3 separate regions of the Mus musculus genome follow, and regions 1 and 2 are each linked to region 3. The links are chromatin loops, found by intact Hi-C in ENCODE. Cell type or tissue: heart. All regions are shown on one strand.

The links. Hi-C counts contacts between places; a loop is a spot of excess contacts. Peaks named below come from ENCODE experiments on the same cell type or tissue, not always from the same donor. Only the 100,000 strongest peaks of a DNase experiment are listed, where the experiment ranks them.
Region 1: it touches region 3 in a loop (2.5-fold over the local background); 5 of 42 quality-filtered maps call a loop at or near these places.
Region 2: it touches region 3 in a loop (2.6-fold over the local background); 7 of 42 quality-filtered maps call a loop at or near these places.

Annotation. Positions count from the first base shown.
Region 1 is chr10:116,770,722-116,778,721 of GRCm38, reverse strand. It overlaps Myrfl (myelin regulatory factor-like), which reads left to right. Exons shown (of 25, transcript NM_001033333.3): 23 at 1,267-1,378; 24 at 1,699-1,773; 25 at 1,908-2,177. The coding sequence ends at 1,994. Among named protein-coding and RNA genes, the nearest start is that of 4930579P08Rik, 45 kb to the right of the region's middle. In heart, no CTCF peak of the experiment used is centred here; DNase peaks (open chromatin) are centred at 4,191 and 7,051; H3K27ac peaks cover 1,089 bases; H3K27me3 peaks cover 533 bases.
Region 2 is chr10:116,325,702-116,333,701 of GRCm38, reverse strand. Ptprb (protein tyrosine phosphatase, receptor type, B) reads right to left here. Exons shown (of 32, transcript NM_029928.2): 8 at 5,486-5,752; 9 at 2,230-2,493. Among named protein-coding and RNA genes, the nearest start is that of Gm26495, 11 kb to the left of the region's middle. In heart, a CTCF peak has its summit at 3,081 (motif pointing left); no DNase peak of the experiment used is centred here; H3K4me3 peaks cover 921 bases; H3K27ac peaks cover 579 bases.
Region 3 is chr10:116,577,445-116,585,444 of GRCm38, reverse strand. It overlaps Cnot2 (CCR4-NOT transcription complex, subunit 2), which reads left to right and starts at 3,934. Exons shown (of 16, transcript NM_001037846.3): 1 at 3,934-3,992. In heart, no CTCF peak of the experiment used is centred here; DNase peaks (open chromatin) are centred at 2,384, 3,664 and 3,934; H3K4me3 peaks cover 3,474 bases; H3K27ac peaks cover 2,103 bases.

The DNA.
Region 1 (8,000 bases), 190 kb before region 3:
TTGTCTGTAAGCCCAGCGCTGAGGAGTCAGAGACAGGAGGACTCCTGAATGCACTGGCTAGCCAGTCTAGCCTTGGGTGAGCTCTGGGCCTCCCTGTCCCCAAAACTAAGGTTGAAAGCAATAGAGGAAGACACCCAACATTGACCCAGAGGTCACCTCCACATATGCACACCATGAACATGTAACACACATAAACGACACGTTTTGAATTTATAGCTAGTAAATGGCAGAAACAGGCTTCACGTGTGGCTCCCGGCCATTCTTTTGCCTATTTGTAAGAGGATGGGTGTGTAAAGACAGTGAGTGCCCCTTCCTGAGCCACAGGGCACTCAATGAATAATAAGCCTGCTTTATAACTGCAATCCCTCTAAAACTTGAAAACGTTATAATTGAATCATTCTGTAGCTCAGAATTCATTGTGTATGTGTGTGTGTTTGTGTGCATGTGCGCATGCGTGTGCACGTGGCGGTGTGGACCAAACCCAAGCATGTCAGGCAAGTGCTTTACCACTGAGTTTCCTGTCCGTGGCGTGGGTATTTTCAGACAGTGAGGCTCAGTCTGGCCTGGCAACCCTCCAGCAACTACCTCCTGAGTGCCAGGATTCTAGGTGTGTGCTGCCCTATCTGGCTTGTCACCTCATACTTTCAATAATCAACTTTCAGCCCACTTCACTCAAACTTGTGCAAGGAGCCTCTCCTGTGAAAGCTTTATTCCATTTCTCAATTCCAGTCTCACCCCTTGCTCCTGCGTCTTCTGTTTCCCTTCCTCTATCCTCTCTGCCTTCCCTGGCTGTGCTCCCATCTTTGACCATTTGCCACCTCTGTCTCTTCTGTCTCCTCTGGGCTTCATATCCCTTCCCTCTTAGTTTTACTCATCAATGGAGGAGTGCCACTCAGCCCAACTGCATGCTGTGGAGAGTCAGGCTGAGCAAGCCATGGAGAGCAAGCCAATAAGCAGCAGCACCCCCTCCCCCACCCCCCACCCCATGGCTCTGCATCAGCTCCTGTCTTCAGGTTCCTGCCCTGTTTCAGTTCCTGTCCTGACTTCTGTCAGCGATGAACAGCATAGTGGGAGCATAAGCCAAATGAACCCTTTCCTCCCCAAGTTGCTCTGGTCATGGTATCCATCAGAGCAATAGTCACCCTGAGTATGGCACAGCCTCAGGGAGGGTTAGCTCTGTGCCCACTAGTTAGTTCATCTTCTTATCAAAATGTAGTCTGCTAGAATCTACTAACTACTTTTGCTCTCTTTCTTCATCTCTTCAAGCACAACAGAGCCACTGATAGTCTTCCAGTGCAAATACACGCTAGGGAATATATGTTTCCGCAGTCAACGGGAAAGAACCCAGAGCGATGGAGAAGATGCTCAGATGACACAGGTAATGTTTCCTGGCTCCTTAACATCATGTCCTGGTTCCAGCAGAGGTTATTTAGGACTACAGCCTCTGCTCCCTATTGAGGGAAGGATGCCTGGAACCAAACACCAGTGCCCCTTCTTAGCTGAACTTGGCCACCTCGCTTGGCTCGGCATCTTCCTTGCATCCTTAAGAGACCACAGACTGTTCTAGCGACATAGATCAAAAACCGTTGTCCTAGAGCCTCTCCTACAGTTGTCAAGGGCGTGCCTCCCTAGCCTGCTCTCCTTCCAACTGAGCTGTAACATGTGAGCTGAGATGGGCGTGTCTCCTTCATCTCTTAGGGATACCAGCACATTTGGAGGCTTCCCGTGGCCCGGTTCTCCGACAGCGCATACCATTTCCGGGTAGCCGCACCAGTAAGCAAGCTCCCCCCACCACCCCACCACCCCCGCCATTTTTCTTTTCAGTAGGAAATTAAACTCTCAATAGATAAAAGAAACACTAACGATAGTTAACTTTCACACTGGTCTTTCTCTTTTCTCTTTTCCAGGATTTAGCCGACTGTTCGACGGATCCTTTTTTTGCTGGGATTTTCTTCACAGATTACTTCTTTTATTTCTATCGACGTTGTAACTAATTTGCTCAAGTTTGAGGAGGACATTACCACAGAAAAGCACTCAGGGACAAGCTTAACAGAAGCTGCTGTTTCTCTCACAACTTCTTTTACTTTTCTGTCAAGCACCCATATCATTTTCTGAAGGACCCTTTCAGGTTTGGCTTCCAAGGGCTTCCAATGAGGAGAATAAAGTGTTTGCCAGAGACTGAGAAAACACGGTATTCGATTTTTGTCACAACTATGAAGGAAACACTTCTCTGGTGGCTCTGAAAACACAGCTTCTCTTATGGAAGAAGCACAGAGGTCAGAATAAGCCTGTCTTGTCTTAGCATTTTGAGGCTTTTGAGAAGAAAAGGCCATATTGACTTGGACCCACTAAATACAGAGATTTTGTGACAGGGTTGGGGAGGTGTGGAGCTGTCGGAGAGGGTGGATATTGTGTGACGCTGAGCTTGAATTGAGGCAAACTACTGTGTGCATGCAAGTGTGGTATGTGTGTGTGTGTGTGTTTACACATATACATATATGTAAACATTAAAGTACAACTCTGGCTCAATAATGAAATCCTTTGCTACCTTTGATGTGTATGGAATTTTCTGTGCGAAGATGGCAAAAGTCCCTATTTCCAGAGCCTTGTTCTGCCTTGTGGCACAGTCCCTTGGATGTCAAGGCTGGTGCCTACCGCGGTCTCCTCTCCTTCTTTCTGCCCACTGTTCCCAGGACTCCACACAGCATGGCATAGCCCTTTGTCTTGGGAAGAGGGAATAAAAGGCCATCCTCTGGGGACAACCACGTCCTGACCAGATTCCACCATGATGCTAGCTTTTCGGAAGCTGAGTGCCAAGTCACACGTACTACAGCTCCATGTCACAGGACCGTGGAATGTCAGGCTTCCCTGGAAGCCACTTCCATCAGCGGATCAGTGAGAATGAGACTGTTTGATGTTTTTCGGTAATCGGGAGTAATAACACCTCTATCTGATACCACGAAACATGTGTCCTTGTTGAAACATGTTGATACTGTGACCTTGACAAGCTATTGAAGACTTGATCACTCAGTGGCATTTTGAGATAAACTTCGTAACACAAAAAAGGAGTGTGACGTAGTGATTGGTTAGGAGCTAAGATTCTGTGGCTGACTGACTCGCCCTGGAGTTCGAATTCTGGCTTTATCTGTGTCTTCTTAGACATGATCCTTAAGTTCCCTACGTCATATGAGGAGCGGGTGACTCGGGATATATGAAAGCCTCACCGGGCGTGGTGGTGCACGCCTTTAATCCCAGCACTCAGGAGGCAGAGGCAGGCAGATTTCTGAGTTCGAGGCCAGCCTGGTCTACAAAGTGAGTTCCAGGACAGCCAGGGCTGCACAGAGAAACCCTGTCTCGAAAAACCAAAAAAAAAAAAAAAAAAAAAAAAAGAAAGCCTCAGTTAGGATGAAGTAGGGACAGCAAAGATAGGTTCCTAAGCAAATATGGGCTGTTCTTGAAGTCCTTGAACACTGTGGACAGATTACAGTGGGATACCAAGGCACAGAGTAACTAAACACACAAATAATGAAACATTTTCATCAACCAAACCCCGAACCACACACAGGACACAGGCATGGGTATTATGTCCAGGTTAACTTTCCTTTTTGTATTTTGAAAATAGCATACCCCTTGTGCAACAGAGGAGAAGGTAGCTAATTCTTGGGAGCAAACATTTCATGGCCCCCCAGTTTCCTATATTCACATTCAGAGATGCTTCTCCTCAACTGTGGCATCGCTCGTCCACACACACGGCTTGGTGCCAGAGTCCCACCATCGTCTGAATAGACTCAGGTGGTGGCCTCGGGAGACAGGCTCACTGATTTTACTTTTCTCGTAAAGAAATGTTTGCTTCAGCATAAATCTCATGACTTATTCAGACCTCTGCATGGCAGACACCGTGGGCAGTTTCCACATCTACTGTGGCTCAGCAATGCTGACCCTACAGCAGTTTCTATAAAGAGAGCACTGTCTTACATTAACTTCCATTAGAAGCTTGAAGCATTGTTTTTGTTTGTTTGTTTGCTTTTTCCCACGGAAAATGTACAGGAGAGCGTTAAAAGGCTTGGGAACGGATTCAACACAGCCAACAGACTTTTGGTGACCTCTGGCACATTGACATCGGTTATTAGGAGAACAGATGCTGTTGGGAGGTTCTGTGTGTGAAGTGCCTTTCCAGCTGAGATTGCTCACTGGGGACCATGCTGCTTCCAGCCAGGCAGCTTTTCCTCATGCCGGGAGATGATCGTCTTTCCACCTGAGCATTCCCAGTCGCTAGCAATTAAAACACCCTTAACAGCTTTTCTCAATCTCATTACCTCGTGATTGTGAGGACAACAGATGAGTCCTGAAAAACATACACATTATAAATGTGTGTGCATGTGTGTGTGTGTGTACGTATAGTATGTCTCTCTAAAGCATTGTGGTGACTTAATGCAATGTGACATCTTGCTTGTATGGGCCCCAAGAAGAATGGAAAAGGGAGTCTGAATAAAGTGTAAATGAAATTCTAGGTTTTAGCTAGTAATCATGTGTCAAAATGACTCAAATGTGTAAAGGGCAGCATATGGCTAACTGGAGAGGGGCTGTGGAGAGGCTGAGGTAAGAGTGAGGACTGCACTCGTGTGAGGACCTACGCTCCAGTCCTCAGCATCCACATAGAAAGCCAGGCATGGGTGCTCGTGTGACTGTGCCCTTGGAGGATGGAGACAGGCAAATGCTTCAAGCTTGCTGGCCAGCCGGCCCTGCCAAAATGATGAGCTTCCAGTTCAGTGAGAAACCCCGTCTCAAGGGCAGACGGCAACAGAAGAGAAATGCTCACACACTGATGCCTTTCACTGGCTCATATGCAGGGAACACAAGCATGTGTCACACACACACGCACACACACATGCACACACACACATGCATACACACATGCATATGCACACACACACACACATGCATATACAAACACATGCACACACACGGGCGCACAAAACACACACACACACATGCACACACAAGAAACTGGGCAATGGGCTCATAGAAACTCTGAATCCTTTCTGATTTTTCTGCAGGCATAACACTGTTGTAAATAAGTTTATCTTTGAGGCATTCATAATAGCCGAGCAGGAGTATCGCACACTCCCTAAGCACCTCTGATCCCATAGTGGAAGTTTAACCTGGGAAAATACATTTAAGACAAGTTTTAAATTTCAAGGTACTAGTTCCCTGCTTTGCCTGTTGCTTAAGGTCAGATTCTGTGTATCAACTTAATTAATCCCCAAGAATAGAGTACTATAAAATAACCACACAACATAAGCAAGTACAATTCTAATAACTTCTGTGACTTATAATAAAGGTACTTGAGTGTTGGGGCTTGGGATTCAAATGGTAAATACTGGCCCCATTAAGGCTTTGAAAGCTATCTGGTTTTTTAAAATAACCACCTGTAACAGCTGGAATGGAGATAGCCAATGCTCCAACAACAAGAAAAGGGACAATGAAAAATTTAAAAGGGTACGTAGCTCTTATTAAATTTTCATTCTTCTTTTCCTACACAATTTCTAAAAAAGATTTATTTATTTATTTTATGTATATGAGTACACTGTAGCTGTATATATGATTGTGAGCCATCATGTCGTTTCTGGGAATTGAACACAGGACCTCTGCTCGCTCTGGCCCACTAGCTCGCACCAGCCCTGCTCCCTCTGGCCCCGCTTGCTCCGGCCCAATATTATTTATTTATTGTTATATGTGAGTACACTGTAGCTGTCTTCAGACACACCAGAAGAGGGCGTCAGATCTCATTACGGATGGCTGTGAGCCACCATGTGGTTGCTGAGAATTGAACTCAGGACCTCTGGAAGAGCAGTCAGTGCTCTTAACTGCTAAGCCTTCTCACCAGCCCTTACCTATACACTTTGTAAAATTATTTATTTCTCTTTTATTTTTCTGTGTGTGAGCAGGTATAATTGTGTGGATTTCTGTGCCCCGTGTGCGTGCAGAATTCTGCAGAGCCGATGAAGGTTTCACCGGTTTCCTGCAACCGGAGTTGTGAGCTGATGCATGAGTGCTGGGATTTGAACCCAGGTCCTTTGGAAGACAAGTCAGTACTCTTAACCACTGAGCCCTCCATCCAGTTCTCTCTTTAAAATAGAATCTCACTCTATAGTCTAGCCTAGCCTGAAATGTGGGTGATCCTTCTGCCTCGGGCACCCAAGTTCTGGTAATATAAGCTTGAGCCATGATGCCTTGCTCCCATAGAATTTTTGACTTTCATCTTTAGTGATAGAATCTCAAGGGTATAGCAAGTCGTGAGTCTAGTGAACTTCAAAAGATAAGCAAAATCAGCCATTCCGTTCGCACTTTCCAGACTTCGTGTGTGATCTCACAGCCCTGCGACTTGAAAAGAAAGAAGTCTTTCCTCTCCTCTCTCTCTGGGCACAAGAAATGAGTCGGCCTCTCCGGTGCTAAATATCATCCCTGTCAACTCTCTTATATCACGGACCCTGGAGATTCTCTTCTGTCTTCACAGCTCTTTAGAATTTACGAGAGACCACCAACTTAGATATTGACCCACCGAATAAACCACTAACACACTAATGGCTCAAGGAAAGGGTATTTCTTTGGGACCTGAAAACTGATCAGAGGCCATTAAGTTATGATATAGAGTGGGGGGAGGGTTGCAGAGGGACAGAGAAGAGATGAGTCTCCTGTCACCAGCCACTAAGTTCCTTCTATTTATATTGCATCCGAGCTTAACAGCTCACTCAGGAATGCTAACTATCAGACCCACTCAGAGGAACACTCTAGTGAAATCTTCACTTGGCAAAGCTAGATGTCTTCAGGGCACGCATCATTGATTTCTGCGCCTGATTCTAAAGAGTCAGTTGAGCTCTTAAGAAGCACCCAAGGATTTAGAGTCCGGTGCATTTTTGATGAGACGCTGTTTAAAGCCTGTAGAAACTCGGCTTCGGAGACTTCCAGCTTACCAACGTTGCTGCTTAAACGCGCCCATCCCTTCTTGGCTGGCTTCCATGAACGGAAGAGTCTCTGTCAGTTCTTATGACATACAATTGGAGGAAGATTTAGCTGCCAAGGATCACAGTCTCAAGCCTTCAACTTCTTTACGGCTCCACATAAATATAAAATGAGGTCATATTTTCGAAAGATTCGTGATAACGCGCCTTGGCCAGAGTTGACCTCTCTAGCCAGCTTTTAGTGACACCCAGATGACTCTCTGTTTAAATGCAAAATAACCGGGAAGCCAACTGAAGCTCAGAGTCAGGTGGCTTGGTGCTAGTCCTGGCTCAACAAATTATAACTAGTTCCATCCTGGATGAGTCACTTGCCTCCTGCGCACTCCGCTTCCTCGAGGCAGAATCGGTCAGATAATACTCTTCTCTGCCACTTAGGGTTGTTGTGAACCTGAGATAACATGGATATCTATGCAGAACTTCACTGTAAAGAGGAAGGATTGTGGGAGTTTGAGTCTCTGGCGTGATACTAGCTTGAAGAAGCAAGTCAGGCACAGGGTTCTCCCCTTTTAAATGTGATTCGGTTGGTTTTGTTAAGGGGAGGCTACTTGCATGTCCATGAGCTGTCTTTTACAGCTAGAGACCATGTTTCCTAGACCATAATAATGATCAACCAACATCTATTGAGAGATGTATACACTGAAACACTGTCCTTTTCCGCATGGGCCGTAAGGAAAGAAAGCGTACCCACACACACTGAAGTTCCTTCCCGTCCTTCCCTGAGATTGCTTTTAATTGTTAATATTTGGAATCAAAATATTGTTGTTATTACTGCTTATATTAAGAGGTTAATATTCTTTTTTTTTCTTTCTCACGGCATATTAAAAACAAAAAACCTCTTAAAAGCTTCCAATAGAAACTATGGAAAATCCAACGCCCTATTGTCTGTCACGAGATTCCAGAGCACTGACAGTTTATTATTCTCATCATTTATATTTATTCTGCTGCGTTTATTTCAGTACAGGGCAACTGCATCAGCAT
Region 2 (8,000 bases), 250 kb after region 3:
GTGAAGACACTCAGCCCAAATGAGCAGGACAGCAGCTCAGACACGAGTCCTCAGTAAGAGTCATTGGCCTCTGCCAGTCGAGGACCAAATCCGAGTTCACACTGGTGAAAGAGTCACGATGCTGCTCTGAGCAGAAAATAGCTTTTCTCGCATTTGGGAAGACCTTAGCAAAAGGCCTTACAATATTAGAGTCACATGGACAGGGAATGCTAACTGGCAGTGGGTTGGAAGTCGTGGGTTAGTAGTCAGGAGACATACATAGCCTTAATTTCTAATCAGTTTTAGGCCCAGGGTTGATCGATATGGTGGTCTGACATACGATTGCTCTGGAAGTGAAAAGTGGCTTTTCTGATCTAAGTCATGATTGCAATTATCAGCATAATTAAACTTCAGGTTATCTGCTGTGTAGAGATAATCTCTGTTCTCAATTAGCACTTCTAAATAAGGTGTGACATAATGCCTGGACTCTGGCACAGTTTAGACTTGTGACTTCGGAAAAGCCACACTTTGCTTCTGGGATTTTCATCATCTCCAAAATCAGAAGATAGAGGGACCATTGGAAGGACCATTTCAATGCAAGCATTCTGTAGCGATGTAAACAGGGGTTTCTTAATTGGGGAGAGAAGACACAAGGTATGGGCCTGAGACCTGGTAGAAATATCGTTTCTCATTAAGACTCAGGGGCTACAGTGCCAGCTAAGCGGTTTAGAGGGCTTCCTGCTCTTACAGAGGACCCGAGTTTGGTTCCCAGCACCACACAGCATCTGTCTCGTCACAACCAGCAACTTCAGCTCCAGGGCTTGTGACACCCTCTTCTAGACGCCTTAAGCCCCTGCGCTCACATGCAAACATCCACCAGAAGACACACATAATTAACTAATACTAAAGATATACATAAAAAGAAACTGCCGACCCGTTTTTACTTGGCACAGCTTCAGGGGTTACTATATTTCTAGAGTCTACCTAGGGGCCACCAGGTGGAAAACCTTGCTTCTGATGATACGTCTACCAGGAACTACCAAGTTCCCGCTCAGCCCCAGCATCGGAGCTCACTAACAGGGTGACATCATTGTCCTGTATGAAAGAGAACAGTTTCATGTGCAAGAGTCACCCCAGAGTCTAGTGGAAAAGACTTGACAGAAAACGACGTCAGCCTCGAGCAGGAAGTTCAGACGTACACCTCAGAAAGCACCAGTGGATCTAAAGTCATGGTTCTCTATATTTAGTTCCTTCCAGGACATCAAAGACCTGACCATCCTCGGCTGAGAGTTTTGCTCCCTAGTCTGGAGACTACAAAGGGTCACATTTTTACCTTGTGTTCAAAGGACGCACAGTAGTCTTGACCATCACATATTTTGGGAAAGATTATAAAACCAAGAGACTTTTAGGCTCTGGAATGGAACAGAGCTAAGTTTAAGTCCAAGATCTAAAACTCGTGGCTGCTCATCAGTAACAAATCGTTGGACACATGATTTAGCTGTCTTAAAACTTGGTTTCCAGGCCCGGCAGTGGTGGCCCACACCTTTAATCCCAGCACTTGGGAGGCAGAGGCAGGCGGATTTCTGAGTTCGAGGCCAGCCTGGTCTACAGAGTGAGTTCCAGGACAGCCAGGGATACACAGAGAAACCCTGTTTCAAATAAATAAAAACAAAACACCAAACCAAACCAAAACTTGGTTTCCTAATCTGTAAAATGGGAATAATAACGCCCATCTCAGAAAGGAACGTGTAAGGATTAATTAGTTAATGCATGTGAACCCACATTCCAGTAGCCAAAAAGCACTCTTAAAACAGAAATATTTGTTATTCTATATTTAAATATAATATGAATTCCAACTATGAAAGGTAGGGAAGGGGCTGGTGAGATGGCTCAGTGGGTAAGAGCACCCGACTGCTCTTCCGAAGGTCCGGAGTTCAAATCCCAGCAACCACATGGTGGCTCACAACCATCCATAACCCCCTCTTCTGGAGTGTCTGAAGACAGCTACAGTGTACTTACATATAACCAATAAATAAATCTTAAAAAAAAAAAAAAAAAAAAAAAAAAAAAAGAAAGGTAGGGAAGTCTTCCTGCAAACGTAATCAGGTACCGAGTCTCTTCAGTCAGAATAGGAAGATTCTTGGGCAGTTTTGTGATGTTAACGGCCTTTTTATTCAGGATCACTGCAAGTTGTTGACGCCCCGGAGCCTCACAGTCTCCGTGGTGGCCCTGTACCCTCATAATCCTTACCTGTCCGTTCCTCGGTGAAGGAGTGGCTTGCATAATTGCCGCTCTTGGTGGTTACAGTGACGTTGTAGAGGCGGCCCGGGGTGAGGGAGCTGAAGGAACACTCGCTGACAGATTTGGCGATGATGAGGAACTGATCCACCTTGCCCTCGTGGGAGAGGCTCACCACGTAGTGATCCACTTCTCCAGGCGCCGGCAGCCAGGAAACGCTGAGGTAGTCATTCCGGCCAGAATTGTTGACTGTCACCCCACTCACGCTGGACGGGACTGTGAGTTCAAACCAGGGGGAAAGTCGTCAAAGAAAACAAAGCAAGAAGTTTGAGTTAACCATTGCATTCAATAAAACCTGGGCGCTGGGAGGGCTGACTTGATTGGACTGGAAGTTAAGGAGATACCAGGATCCCAAGTGGCTTTAGGAAGATAAACTCTCTTCCATCCGAGGGCTGATGAAAGAAAAACACAAGGAGGGCTTTTAGGTGCCTCAGGATCCACGCACGCACGCTGCCACTGTGACTTTATGGGATTTCTAGGTGAGGGGAGACATTTTCAGGGGTATTTTTTGTGAATGAGCCAAGAGGGTCTCAATAGGAGAGGGAACACGTTTTAGCAGTTCAAATGAATCGGTTTGAACCAAACTCACCCCAAACAAACAAACGACAACAACACCCAAACAAATAAAAAACAAAGATACTTGAGGGCAAAAGAGAAAAAATTCCATGGATTTTTCTGAAGAATTTAGACTGTGTTGCCTTTGACTTTCATGTGTTTTTTATTTCTGGCGAATTTAATAGAAAGCACAGCGGGAGGCCCTGCTGTCCCTTTGGAAAGCGTTTTCTGCCCTCTAGTGGCCACAAGCTTAAAAGTGCATGCTGGAAGCCTGCCCCTCTGGTCACAGCTTTCTCTGCTGTGACTGACTGGGCAACCATCTCTTTGGTGTTAATATTACCATTTGTTTATATCAGTTAGAGATCAATGCTACAAATGTCCACCAAGAAGCTTGTGTTTTTTCATAAGTATAAAAATGGAACAGATAAACCTTAAGGTTTTTCCTGGCTACAAGGTAGAAATGAGGAATTAGTAACTGGGGAGTGTTGAATAAAATGTTCATTATGCATCGGAGGTAAGCGCTAGGACACAGAACTGCCTTTGGTGATGGTAGACCGAACTCTCAGAGTGTGCACAGACTGCACGCTTGTTTTCATCAGGGGCGGTTTAACGTTCAGCTGGTTATTTTCATATAGTTAACAGGACCACTACATTGCATGCAAAAGATAGGATTTGACCTCAGTGAAGCCTCCAAGTCCTTATGGTCTAATACTTCCTGATTTTTATGAATTAAGCTCCAAGTCTGTCACACACACAATTGATGAGCCGTGCACAGGCTGTTTAGAAAACATAGAATTACCAAGAAGAGTTTTGCCAAAAGCATAACTCACTTGATTAGGACAAAATAGACTTAAGAGTTACTTGGTATTTCTCTAGAATGAACGTTTTTCTCAGATCGGGACTAGATGGATAGAATAGATGATGCTTTAAATTTTAGCTCCTCCCATTTGATCTAGGCTGCAAATGTTCTTGCATGCTTGTTTCAACTCTGTGGAAGCCTATCTGAGAAAGTAGAAGACTGTTCAAAACCACTTGAATATTGAGCAATATATCGAGTATTTGAAGGAATTACTAATGATTATCACTGAATCATTTTACAGTGTGCTCTGTAAAAACTGTACTAATGCAGGGAGCTCCTTGAATCTGTAGTCACTGTGTGTGCACAGTAGTGTGGCTAGGGGGCTTCTGTGTGTGTCATTGTCTGTACACAGTAGTGTCTCATGTTTCCTCTCTCTATGTCCAGGCCTAATGATCTGGGCCATGTCTGAGCTGTACCCCTATTCTCTGGAGAAGTGGAGAGAGCTACGAGAACCCAGAGGAAGGAAACTCTTGGGTCCCAGGAGCCTGGGTCCCTAGTTTCTCTACTTGGAGAAGAACCCATATAAAGAGTTGACCAATCAGGAGCTGAGACAGGATGGCATTCAGTCTAACCAGACCAATGCAGGATGCAACTCACTGGAAGATGTATGCCAAGTTCTTCTTAACTGTACCACACTAAAGTGCGGTGCCAGTAACTAGCACAAGAGAAGAAAGAGTGTGTCAGGAAAGACACCGGTGACAGTGTCTATTGTCATGGAATGAGAGCACTGGCACGCATCAGTGAGCTTCTACTGAGACCAAGAGCCCTGGCTTCAGTTTCTCAGCCACTCCCTGAGAGCTAAAGAAAGCCGTGCTTTCTGGGTTAATGAAGTCGGTGAGATGGATGATTTTGGAAAGAGATTTTTGTATGACACTACAGCTGGTAATTAATATCTGAGTGTTAGGTTTATGGACTGAGAACCCCTGAAACCCAGCTTGTAATGATTACATAACATTAAGAGGTCAAGTTTATTGACCTGATTCTGAGTTTAGCCATAGTTATCAAAGCTTTGGTTAGGCTTTTGTATTTTTTTTCCCTAAGAAACTCGGAACATAAATTTCACATATTGTGTGAAATAATAAGTTATGTACTTTCAATGGATTAGGTAGAAAAATTCCCCTTCCTCTTCTGGTGCCGAGCCTCTCTGACAAAGATAGCCACAATGATACTTATTTGTCGTCTTAGGTTACATCCTATTTTGTAAGAAGCAGTGTTTAGTTGACATACAACACTGAGCGAACATTCGATGATGTTGCTTACAACACACAGATATGTGACTTTTACAGGGGCACATTTTATATTTCAGTGGTCCCAGCTGTTGGAAAGGCTGAGGCAGGAGGCTGGTAGGAGCCAAAGAGTTCAGAGCCAACTTGGGCAACACAGCAAGACTCTACAAATGCCACCTGAGAATTACATCAACCCAATTTTGACCTTGTCAAGTGGATATCATCTTGCTTCTCTGTCTTGAAAATAAGACTATGTGTGTGGAAGATAGTTGATTATTTCTTTACCTTAATTGAAAAATAAAACACAAATTTAAAGGAAAACAGCTCCCAACTAGAAAAGGCTCAGACACCAAGTGGTTATCATGACTTGAGATGTGTTTACTGGAGATATAAGAAAGGTTCAGTATTCTCTCCTGTTCTCACCCATCAGCCAGTTTCAATTCCAGGTACTCCTGGCACGGAAAACTGGCTTTTTAGGAAGGAAACAGAGAGGCCTGACTTTAGGACGTTTAAAAATTCCACATACGGAGGTCTCTGTAAGTTACAAAGGCCTATCTGCATTTCTTACCTGTTCTTCCTTCCGCCACCACCTGCCGGGAGGAGATCCCTCCACTCACCGTGGTCACCACCACGGAGTAGAGGCTGCCGGGTTTCAGGGCGCGGAAGCTGTATCTGCTGGTATCACTGGAAACACTCTCGTTCTTGACAACCACATTTTCATGGATCAGTAAAACTTGGTAGAACTCTACATCTCCCAGTGCCTTTGTCCAGTTAGTGAACAGACTACTGGTCATCCCTTGGTTGTTGACGTGCAGGTCAGTCACCTGGGCAGGCACTAAAGTACAGTAGAGAGAGGATGGAACACATTGTGCTTAGTCAGCCAAGGCACGGTAAGAATAAGGGGTCAAAAACGGAGACTGATTAAATAACAACAACCACAACAGGTTTTCTTTGGTTTTGCAGTGAGGTTTTCACCCTGTTCCTTGTGGCACCTGTTCCTCTACAGGGTTCAACCACTTCAAACAGTGGCTCCTACATCAGCTTTCAAGTAATCACAGTCAGTTCAGGTCTGCAGTGAGATAATGCTTACTAACGAGCTTTGGCTTTGAATTTTGCATAATAAAGTCTGATCCTTTAGAGAACTTTTTTACTTGATATGATTTTATCCATACATATTCTACAAGAACACCAAATCAAACCATCTACTCGAGCCAATGACTGTTTCAGAGTGGCAACGGGATATTCTGTTAAACTGGTGGTTAGGCTATGGACTAGCAAGCTGGTCATTTCTTTATAAGTATATCCTCCAAAGGGCTATTGTCATTGTTTCTGACTATTCCATGATAATATGTGCTATGTAATATATAAAATTATAGTCTTGGTAATTATAATAAGTAGTGAATGCCTGCTATCTTTTAGTTAGAGCAGAAGACAATTTAGAGGTCAGATTATCTACTATTCAAAAGTGTCTACAAAGTTGATTTCATGTTTCCTTTACTAATGAGAAGGCCAAAGATCAGCATTCCAGCTCACACCAGAGCTTGACAAAATAATCAGCCAGGTATCCGAGTCAGAGCTCTCCCACCCCAAGCCTGTGACCTTCTAATTAATAGCTGTTGGCATCTCTATCCCACCCATTAGTGACCACAGATACTTGATCCTCTTTGTGCTCCTTCCTCAAGACACAATAATCAGAGCATCAGTGGACCTCCTTAAAGCTCATTAGCTTTTAGATTAAGATGTGAATATATTCACTAAAAATGATAGCATATGTAGTTCAGTAGAACTGTCTGATTAATATTTTATATGGGAAGCAAAGGAACTGCAACTATCCGTTAAAACAGTTAAGACAAAAATGAAACAAAAACATCGCCCCCTCACACTAATTACATAAACAAAGTTGAAGGGCAAATAGCCAATTTTACTAGAAAGTTACAGTAATCAGGACAGAATGAATAAAGAACAGGCAGACATGTTAAGTAGATGGGACAGAATTGGAAGTCCAGAAAAAGATGAATGAATGCATATGCATATAATCTATCTATCTATCTATCTATCTATCTATCTATCTATCTATCTATTTATCTGTCTATCCATTTATATATATGTGTGTATGTCTCTCTCTCTCATATATATATATATATGTGTATATATATATATGTGTGTGTGTGTGTGTGTGTGTGTGTGTGCGTGTGCATGTGTGATCATAGAAATGTTTTATTAGAATAGAAGAAACATATATAACATATATGCATTATATATAAACAAAGCTGTCTTTGAGTGATATATGTGTATATGAGAGACTATATATGTATACACATATATACACATGAATCCTAAAACTAAAAGTCTTCCAAGGAAGAGTCTCTGTGGCCCGTTGTTAAACAAAGAGGTTTCAAGCGTGATGCCAAGAGTCGCCTATGAGAGATCTTATCAGTCAAATGTCAAAATCAAGCGCCACTACTCACCAAAACGCATTCGACCCCATAGTTGAAAAAAGGAGCCACACATCAGAAAATTTTTTTCAAAGTGTATTTATAAATTGTGTATAAGAATCAAGAAGTCTCAAAACGTTTGTTTGTTGGGCTGGAGAGATGGCTCAGTGGGTTATGTGCAAAGCGTACGCATGCGCAGGCCTGTAACCTCAGTGCTGGGGGCTGAGGCGAGAGGATCCCGGGAGTTCTCCGGACAGCCTGAAGTCCAGCTGAAGCCATGACTTTCAGAGTCACTGAGACGTCCCGTCTTTAAAAATCAGATGTGGGCTGGTGAGGTGCCTCAGCAGGTCTGTGCATTTGCTGCCAGGCCAGGTGAACTGTGTTTCAGTCCTGAGACTCACGTGGTACAAGGAGAGCGCACTGCCTCCCAGGAATGGTCACCTGATCCCCTCACATGTGCTACGGTATGTGTGTGCCCACAAACTCACAAAGAAAATCAGACAGTTTTAAATTTTAAAAAGAGCAGAAAACTGATAGACAAAAGATGACATCCAAATATTAACATCTGGACTCCACCCAGTCACTCATGAGGGTGAGTGTGCCCGCTTCTAAGTGAGCTCACATGTGCATACAATACACACAAGAGTG
Region 3 (8,000 bases):
GTGATTTCTCTTGTTCCAGACATCTCATCGGCTTAGCGCTATGTTTTCCTAGCTTGATTTTCCACACTTTGCAATTACTCCTACAGAAGGTAATATTAGAGGATAAACAATGAAGGGAGCTATCTGAGGGAGGGTGGCCAAGGAAGGCCTGCCAGAGACAACGTAACCCAGGATGACCCTTCCTTCCCTCGAGTCTAGGTTACCCTCAAATGTGTGCGGATCTCTTTGAGTCAGCTTCCCAGGTGTTGGGATTAGAGGTGGCTCAATGTCTAACTCTAAATAGTGGTTTTGATTAAAAAACAAACCAACCAAACCAAAAAAACAACCAATTTCCCCTAAGATCAAAACCTGAAAGGAATGTAGTGCAGTTACCATGTTCTGACCCATGAAGCCCTGAAGGGTCTCAGTTACTACCAGTGTAAGGTTGTACCAATTCCTATGTGTACATGTTACACTGGCAGGCCGAGCACAACAGGGAGGAGCGAAGGGATGAGAGGCACCTGCTTTTATTCTAAGGGTTGTTCTGGGAGAATACTGCATGATAAGGACTAGAGAGAGGGAGAGATTGTAATCAACTGGTCATCAGTGCTATCACGTGGCTCTGACGTAGGCTAGGAAGTCTTTACTCCAGGTAGCCATGTGCCCACATTTACTACTCAGAAAGAGAAGGATTTGGGGAAACAACTAGCAGTCTGTGCAAGAAGGCTGGAACCAGAGCATAGGAGAAGGCAGAGCTTGAGCGGCCATTTGGGTTTACTCTATATGTACATATGGGAGCTAGAGTAGGGTTTTAAAACACCAAGGAACATAACTGAATAAAAACATTAAAGTGATGCTTCTGGCTGGTACACAGGAACAGTTGACAGGAGTGGGCTGCTGAGAAGGGGCGGGGTTCAGAACATTTGTAGAGTTCTCAGTAAATGCTGCTAAGATGGATGCAGACAGAAGTCACAGTGGCTTCCTAACTCCAGGCTAAATCTGTAAACAGGGTCACTGCTGATGGGATTCGGGCGAGGGAGAAGTCAGCCATGCTTTTCCAGGCAGTCTGAGGTCCTTGTCCTTTCCGTTCCTTGTCACGGCAAACATGCTACCTAGTAATTTTGTTTTTTTTTTTTGTTTTGTTTTGTTTTTCGGAGACAGGGTTTCTCTGTGTAGCCCTGGCTGTCCTGGAACTCACTCTGTAGACCAGGCTGGCCTTGAACTAAGAAATCCGCCTGCCTCTGCCTCCCAAGTGCTGGAATTAAAGGTGTGCGCCACCACCGCCCGGCAGCAACCTAGTATTATATCCACATTTTTTGGTTTGTTTTTTAAGGGAGGCCTTTCCTTCTGCAAATATATACAAACTCATTTTTTCCTTAATAAAGCCTTTCCCCCTCAATCCAATCGAGTTTTCTATGAGGTGCACAAAACAACATCTCTCAAAACCACATAAATATACTCATCAGTATGAACTATTTTCAAGCAAAAGTAACAAAATTATTAGACCTGTTCACTATCAAAAATATTTTTAAGACAAATTGGATAACTATGATCATTATTAACAACTGTTATGAAGCTGTTTTATTGGAGACAGATCTTATAGAATATGTTGTTCAGGTTAGCCTCAAATTTTGATTGACTCTCATGCCTAAGTCTCCACAGTAATAGGTTACAACAAATGTCACTATGTCTGGCTTTGAAGATGAAGTCATTTTGTTTTTACAAGGTATTAATATATATGTATGTGTGTGTGTATATATATATATATATATATATATGTATATATATATATATATATATACATATATATATATATTCCTGTGTCATCTGCAACTAGCTATGCAGACCAGGCTGATCTGGAACTCAGAGATTGGCCTGTCTCTGCTTTCCATGTGCTAGATATAAAGATCTGTGAAATTATGCCCTGAAAAGAAGTTTTCGGTGCGACAGGATGATTTAAGATTTTTATTGAGTGCATACATCTTTTATTGAGTGCATACATCGTCACGTTGAGCCATCAATACAGCCTTTAGCAAATGCTAGGACGTTCATGGAGTTTTTCCTAGCATCCCTGTTCCACACATTAATTAAGAAAATGGTCTTATCTCACCTGGTAAAGTCCAAGCATAGCAATACTCTCAGACCTTCCCCAGTGACAGCAATGTTTAAATTTTGACAAAAATGTGTTTTTAAGTTAATATACGTAAGAAGAGTAATGAATTAGAATATTTAATGTTACTTAATGTGATAATGCTACTACATACACATTAAGGGCTCCCAATAACGAGCAGCCAGATTAAGGTGCTCTGCATTGCATGCATTCACGCACATGAGCTGCACACGCCTAGAGTAGCCAGTCTTTGAACACACTACCTTATGGCAGTAGATGCTAACTTGAGAGGAAGAGAAAGCAGACGAGACAGGAAGGCACGGTTGGGGGAGGGGCCATGTAGGACTGTGTTGTTCCTTCTTGAATTTCCCTAAAGTGAAAAACCAACAAAACACAAAACGGTGAAAAGGAGTATTTAATGAAATGAACAACCTAGCAAAATAAACCTTTTTTTTCTACTGGCTACACCAGTTCCTGTCCGCATTTAAACAAATTTGCATATCTGCTGATACTGCATATCTGCTATGTCAAATTACTTTCAAAACCATGACAAAGGTACTTTTAATTTCACCGTAGGCTATTGTATCCTATTTCTTGCCTTTAGCTTTCTATGATAAAAATATATATCGCTTCCGTTTATCACAGAATCTATATCTAACTATATAGACTGGCGGGCTGGAAGGAGGTAATTTATTAAACTACAGCAGAAACTTTATTTACTTCAAATGAGTAGTAATCCGCATTAGTAAGCTCTACCACTCAAACATGAACAGCGATACGTTATGAAACTCGCAACTTCAAAGCACAAAGAGGCTTTTTAGCAAGTTAAGTAACCGTAAAACACGAAGTTTGTGGATGTTCAAAGGTGTAAACTAAGAGTATTACAGCAATAAAAAGTAATTTCACTTTCAGGGACAGTCCGGCTTTGGAGAGCAAAACACTTTAGTTCCCAACCACAGCCACCGTATTTTCAAAAGGTCTAGTGGATGAGCCAGCTGGTCACTAAGGTTTACCAAGGGCGCGCCGGGCGGGAACTAAATAAAGTGCCACAAACACCGTTCGGTTAGATTAAGTACTCCCGGCAGTGCTTTAAAAACACGCTTCCCCCTTACTTCCTCTCACCAGGTTTAGACCGGGGGGGGGGGGGGCAGGTAAAAAAAAGGGGAGCATGAAAAGGAAGAGGGGGCGGCGATCAAACGCCTAGGTTCCAGCGGAGGGGAACTCACTGCTCGGGAGGTGCGGGCGGCGTGCGGCGGGTGTCTGGGGGAGCGCACCCAGGTAGCGCAGGCAGCGGGGCGGTGGGAGGACCGAAGCACCGCAGGCACCGCACCGCACCGCGCCGCGCAGCAGGCTGGGGACAGCCCGGGGACAGCCCGCAGGAGGTGCTCGGGGGCGGGGTGTCCGAGGAAAACACAAACACAAACACGCTGCGCGTCCCCCGGTGGGCGGACCCACGCCACCCTCGGCTTCTCCCCGCCCCCGAGGCCGCGCTCGCCCGCTCGCTCGGACCCCAGGCCGCAGCTCCAGGCGTGGCCGCAGCAGCTCCCGGCGTGGCGGCGGTCTGGCTTCGGGAGCCCGGAGAGGCCGCCCAGGCCCCACTCTCCTCGGTCACCGCCACAAGACAGCGCCGCACCTTCCGCGGGAGGCGGCGGAAGCCCGGGAAGGCTCCAGGCGAGCGTTGTGCTTCTCACGGTCGACTGGCGTACGGGCGGCGTTCCGTCCATTCGGCGAGCCTCGCTCGCTCGCCGGCTTCTGCTGCTGCAGCCGCCGTCGCCGCCGCCTTCGAGCGGAGTCGGAGCGACGGGGGTCACGGCGGGGGTCAGAGGGTAAAGGTCTTGCTCCCAGCAGCCTCCGCGGTGGATACGTCGCCATCTTGGATCCGCGGGACAAGAAAATTCATGCGGTGAGTTTTTGGCCAATTTTCGGAAGTCTGGCGGCGGGGCACGCGGCGGGGGAGGCGGATTGGGGGCCCCCTCAAGGCGGGGGAATGCCTCGGGGCTGGTCCGGTCGCGCCCGGGGTCCGCGGGTAGCGTCCCGGCCCGCCGCTTCCCGTTGCTTTTGTCTCGGCTCCAATCGAGAGAGGGAAGAGCGGAGCGGGCGGGCGGGCGGGCGGGGAGGGGGTGGCGGCGCTGGAGGAGGGAGGGGGTGTGTGGCGGGGTGGACGGGACGTAAAGCGTCGCCGTGCTCGGGCCGCCACCGCCGCCACCACCGCAGCTACCGCAGCCGCAGCCGCTCCGGAGCTTAGGCCCGGGCCCCCGCTGCCCGCCGCGGGGCTTCCCCGGCTCCCGCCGGCGCGGAGCAGCCGCTGCCGCCGTGCTGCTTCCTGGGCTAGGAGAGAAGGCAGCGGCGGCGGTGGCGGCGGCAGCAGCATCCAGGAGCCCCGGCCACTGGACACGGCTCCTGCCTGCCACGTTCCCAGCAGCTGCTGGTCCTTGAAGCTTTACGTTTCTGGCCATACACGCGCATCCTCCGCCACTTGTGTGGTTTTCTTTTCTTTCTTTCTTTTTTTTTTTTTATTTGTTTGTTTGTGTAAGATGGGGACATCGCACTGGCTAACGGGCCTCGGGAGCCTCCAGGCCCTGAGCTATACCGAAGGGGCCTTTCTTGCAAGGTGGAAAGGCGAGAGAGAAACTCAGATGCTGCTTCTGCCCCCGTGCCTGGAGTGGGAAGCCTCTCTAGTGGTGTAGCCTCTTGAGTTCCGATGGTCCTGGGGCGGCGGAGGAGGAACCCGAGCCACTCTTGTGAAGTTGCAAGCCCTGGTTTCTACTTCCGCCGGGCCCCCTCTACCTTTTGCCGTTTTGTTTTAGGTCTTCACTTCAAAGTTTCATAGAAGAAATAAGTTGGGTTAAAAGAAACCCGGTAGTTCTTAATTGAGGTACTGTTTGCTTAGGAGAAAAGCTTATAATTCTTGTTATCTGTAGGCCCTTCGGGAAATCTAATTGTAATTTTATTTTTGTAAAATTATTTCTAAGGTTTTGTTATTTGCATTTACGTTAGATCCAATCAGTACGCTTTTACCTCCAAAAGAAAATAAAAATAAATAAATCTTACACATAGGTACTTTCTTGGAAATCCTAGGGGGACATCTCCACTTTTCAACATCTGGGAAGACAAGTGTTAAGAGTGTTTTGCTTCATTTTCATTAAATCCTTAGTCAAAGATTTCTCTTTAATCATCTGGACAGTTCCTAATAAAATACAGCAATATGATCCTTAGATTATTGGCAAATGGTAGAACGTTAACCAGATCTGTTCACAAGGGACACACTTAATGTTCAAAACTGAATACATTTTCTATTACTCTCTATAGTGAGAAGTTTTAGGGAGATGGAATCGTGTTCCTATAGATTTCCCTTTCCAAATAAGTGGGTGGTAACTTTCACAACAGTTTTATGTTTGGGAATGCTTTGTATATTCAACAACAGTTCCTTCTCAGAAGTCACCTTTGTAGTTTTGTAAGGTAATTTTATTCCAAGTTGGAAGTGTTTAAAAATCCAGTACACTGAAATGGTTGTCTACATTCAAATATTTGTCTGTGTTCAGGTTTTGTGTCTTTAATATGTTTTCTAAATGGTCCCTTGTGCTCTGCCTATCCAGTCTGTTGTCATCTTAAAGCTAAAGGAAAAGTTCAAAATGCACAGACAACTTCTTCCACTTTTCACTTTTGCTGACTTTGCAAGATCCTTAATTTTAAAGTGAAACCTTTTCATTTTTAAAAAAGTGCCTGTTTTTGTTTTTAACTCTAGACCAGAAATAAAGACTGTATTTGACTTTTATTTTTTTATTTTTTGCATTCCTATTAATGCTTTATTGACACACATAAGGTAGTGCATGTGTTGGCAGAGCACTTTGGTTCTCAGATGCAGTCTAGAGATACCTGTAACCTTACCAGATGCTCCAGGCTGAGAGTGGCCTGCACATTAACGTATCAGTAAATACAGCCTTTCTAAAGTGCTTACAAATAAATGGTGTATGGTGGAAAATGAAGCAGATTGATGTCTGTGAGTGGTTTATAGCCTAGCCATCTGAGAACTATTTGATTTGAAAATGAAATCAAACTCCAAATAATAGGCTCCCTAAAATAATAATTACCTTTAATTTCCCTATATAAAGGTAGGTGCTTTTTGGTTTTTCAGAGATGCCTTAGGTTTATTTAAAACTTCAAAAATAAATATTTTATACTGCTGGCAAGTTAGAAATACTAGTAATCGTGTTCTGCTTGTTTCTTTTCTCCTCTTTCTTTCTTTCTTTCTCTCTCTCTCTCTCTCTCTCTCTCTCTCTCTCTCTCTCTCTCTCTTTCTTTCTTTCTTTCTTTCTTTCTTTCGTTTTGTTTTTTCCAGACAGGGTTTCTCTGTTTAGCCCTGGCTGTCTTGGAACTCACTCTGTAGACCAGGCTGGCCTGGAACTCAGAAATCCGCCTGCCTCTGCCTCCCAAGTGCTGGGATTAAAAGTGTGACGCCCGGCAGTCTGCTTGTTTTTAAGTAGGTGCTAATATTAGCAAAACTTAAACTTTAATGGATCATTATAGAATTTTTTTACACGACATGGGATAGTATAGGTTTTTTTTTTTTAATGGCCAAATTTGCTTGATTAGAAAATTTGATTTTTGTATCTAACTAGAGTATGAGTAGATAGTAGTAAACCAGTAAAAATAAGTATACAATTTTGTTTTGTTTTGTTTTGTTTTGAAGTGATATTAAGTTGTAGTATCTTTTGATTAAAATTTTAACTGTCAAATGAATGACATAGCTGACTGGATAAAGGCATTTGACACCAAGCCTAATGATAGAAGTTTGATCTGAGAGACCCATATGGTGGAACAAGAGAATCAACTTCCCTAAATTGTTTTCTGTTATCCACACAAATAGCCACATATAATAAAACATTAAAAAATGTACTATAGGGTTAGTTTTGGTGTCACACATTTAAAAGCAGGCTGTAGATCCTGTATGTTTGTTTGAGCAGACATTGGAGGAAGGCTTATGTGAATGGTGATAGTTTTAGGAGGAGATTTTCTTACCCAGACTGTAGTGGTATTTTTAAGAATTATGTGTAAATTATGTATAGGTGTGTGCTCGCATGTGGATAATGTGTATGTGAGTGCAAGTGTCTTCTGAGGGTCCAGAGGCTCTGAAGCTGGAGTTAGAGTTATGAGTTGCCTGACATGGAGGCTAGTGGAGGCTAGGAGCTGAACCCAGGTCCCCTGGAAGAGCAGTAAGTGCTCTTACCTGCTGAGCCATCTCTCCAGTCCCTCTAGTGGATTTTGTAACACAAAACACAATAAGTCAAGGTACCAGAGGTTGGGTGGTTTTCGAGGCAGAATTCATCAGAGTTGGACTGTAATTTCAGTGGATTTGCATATAGTGATGGGTCAGAAGATTTACTGATATGGTAGAAGTGGCTCTTGTTTAGGTTCCGGTGACTGTCTGGACCAAAAATGATTTCTGTTTTGATATTTGAAGGAATTTAATTTCATTCTAACATTTTCAATATGGGGAAAAGCTGTGCTCGAGTTGGTATCTATTGTAGAAATTTACATTTAAGGAACTATAAGGAAAATTTGGGTTTAAGGTTCTAAAATTATTTTAATACCTTATCTTGCATCAGTTTATTGAGCTCTTTAGTATTGCTATTTTTTCTTATGTCTGTAGTTATTCTGTGTGGTGTCCTTCAATTTCTATTTAAAATTTTTCAACTATTAGGACAAATCATGCCAATAACAGTTTACTCATCAATATTATCAAGGATGTTCTAGAAATAGAATTTATTTATTTATTTTATGGATGTGACTACAGTGTAGCCGTACAGATGGTTGTGAACTTTCATGTGGTGGTTGGGGATTGAATTTTTAGGGCCTCTGCTTGCTCTGGTCTGCCCCCACTTGCTCAGTCCCTGCTTGCTCTGGCCCAAAG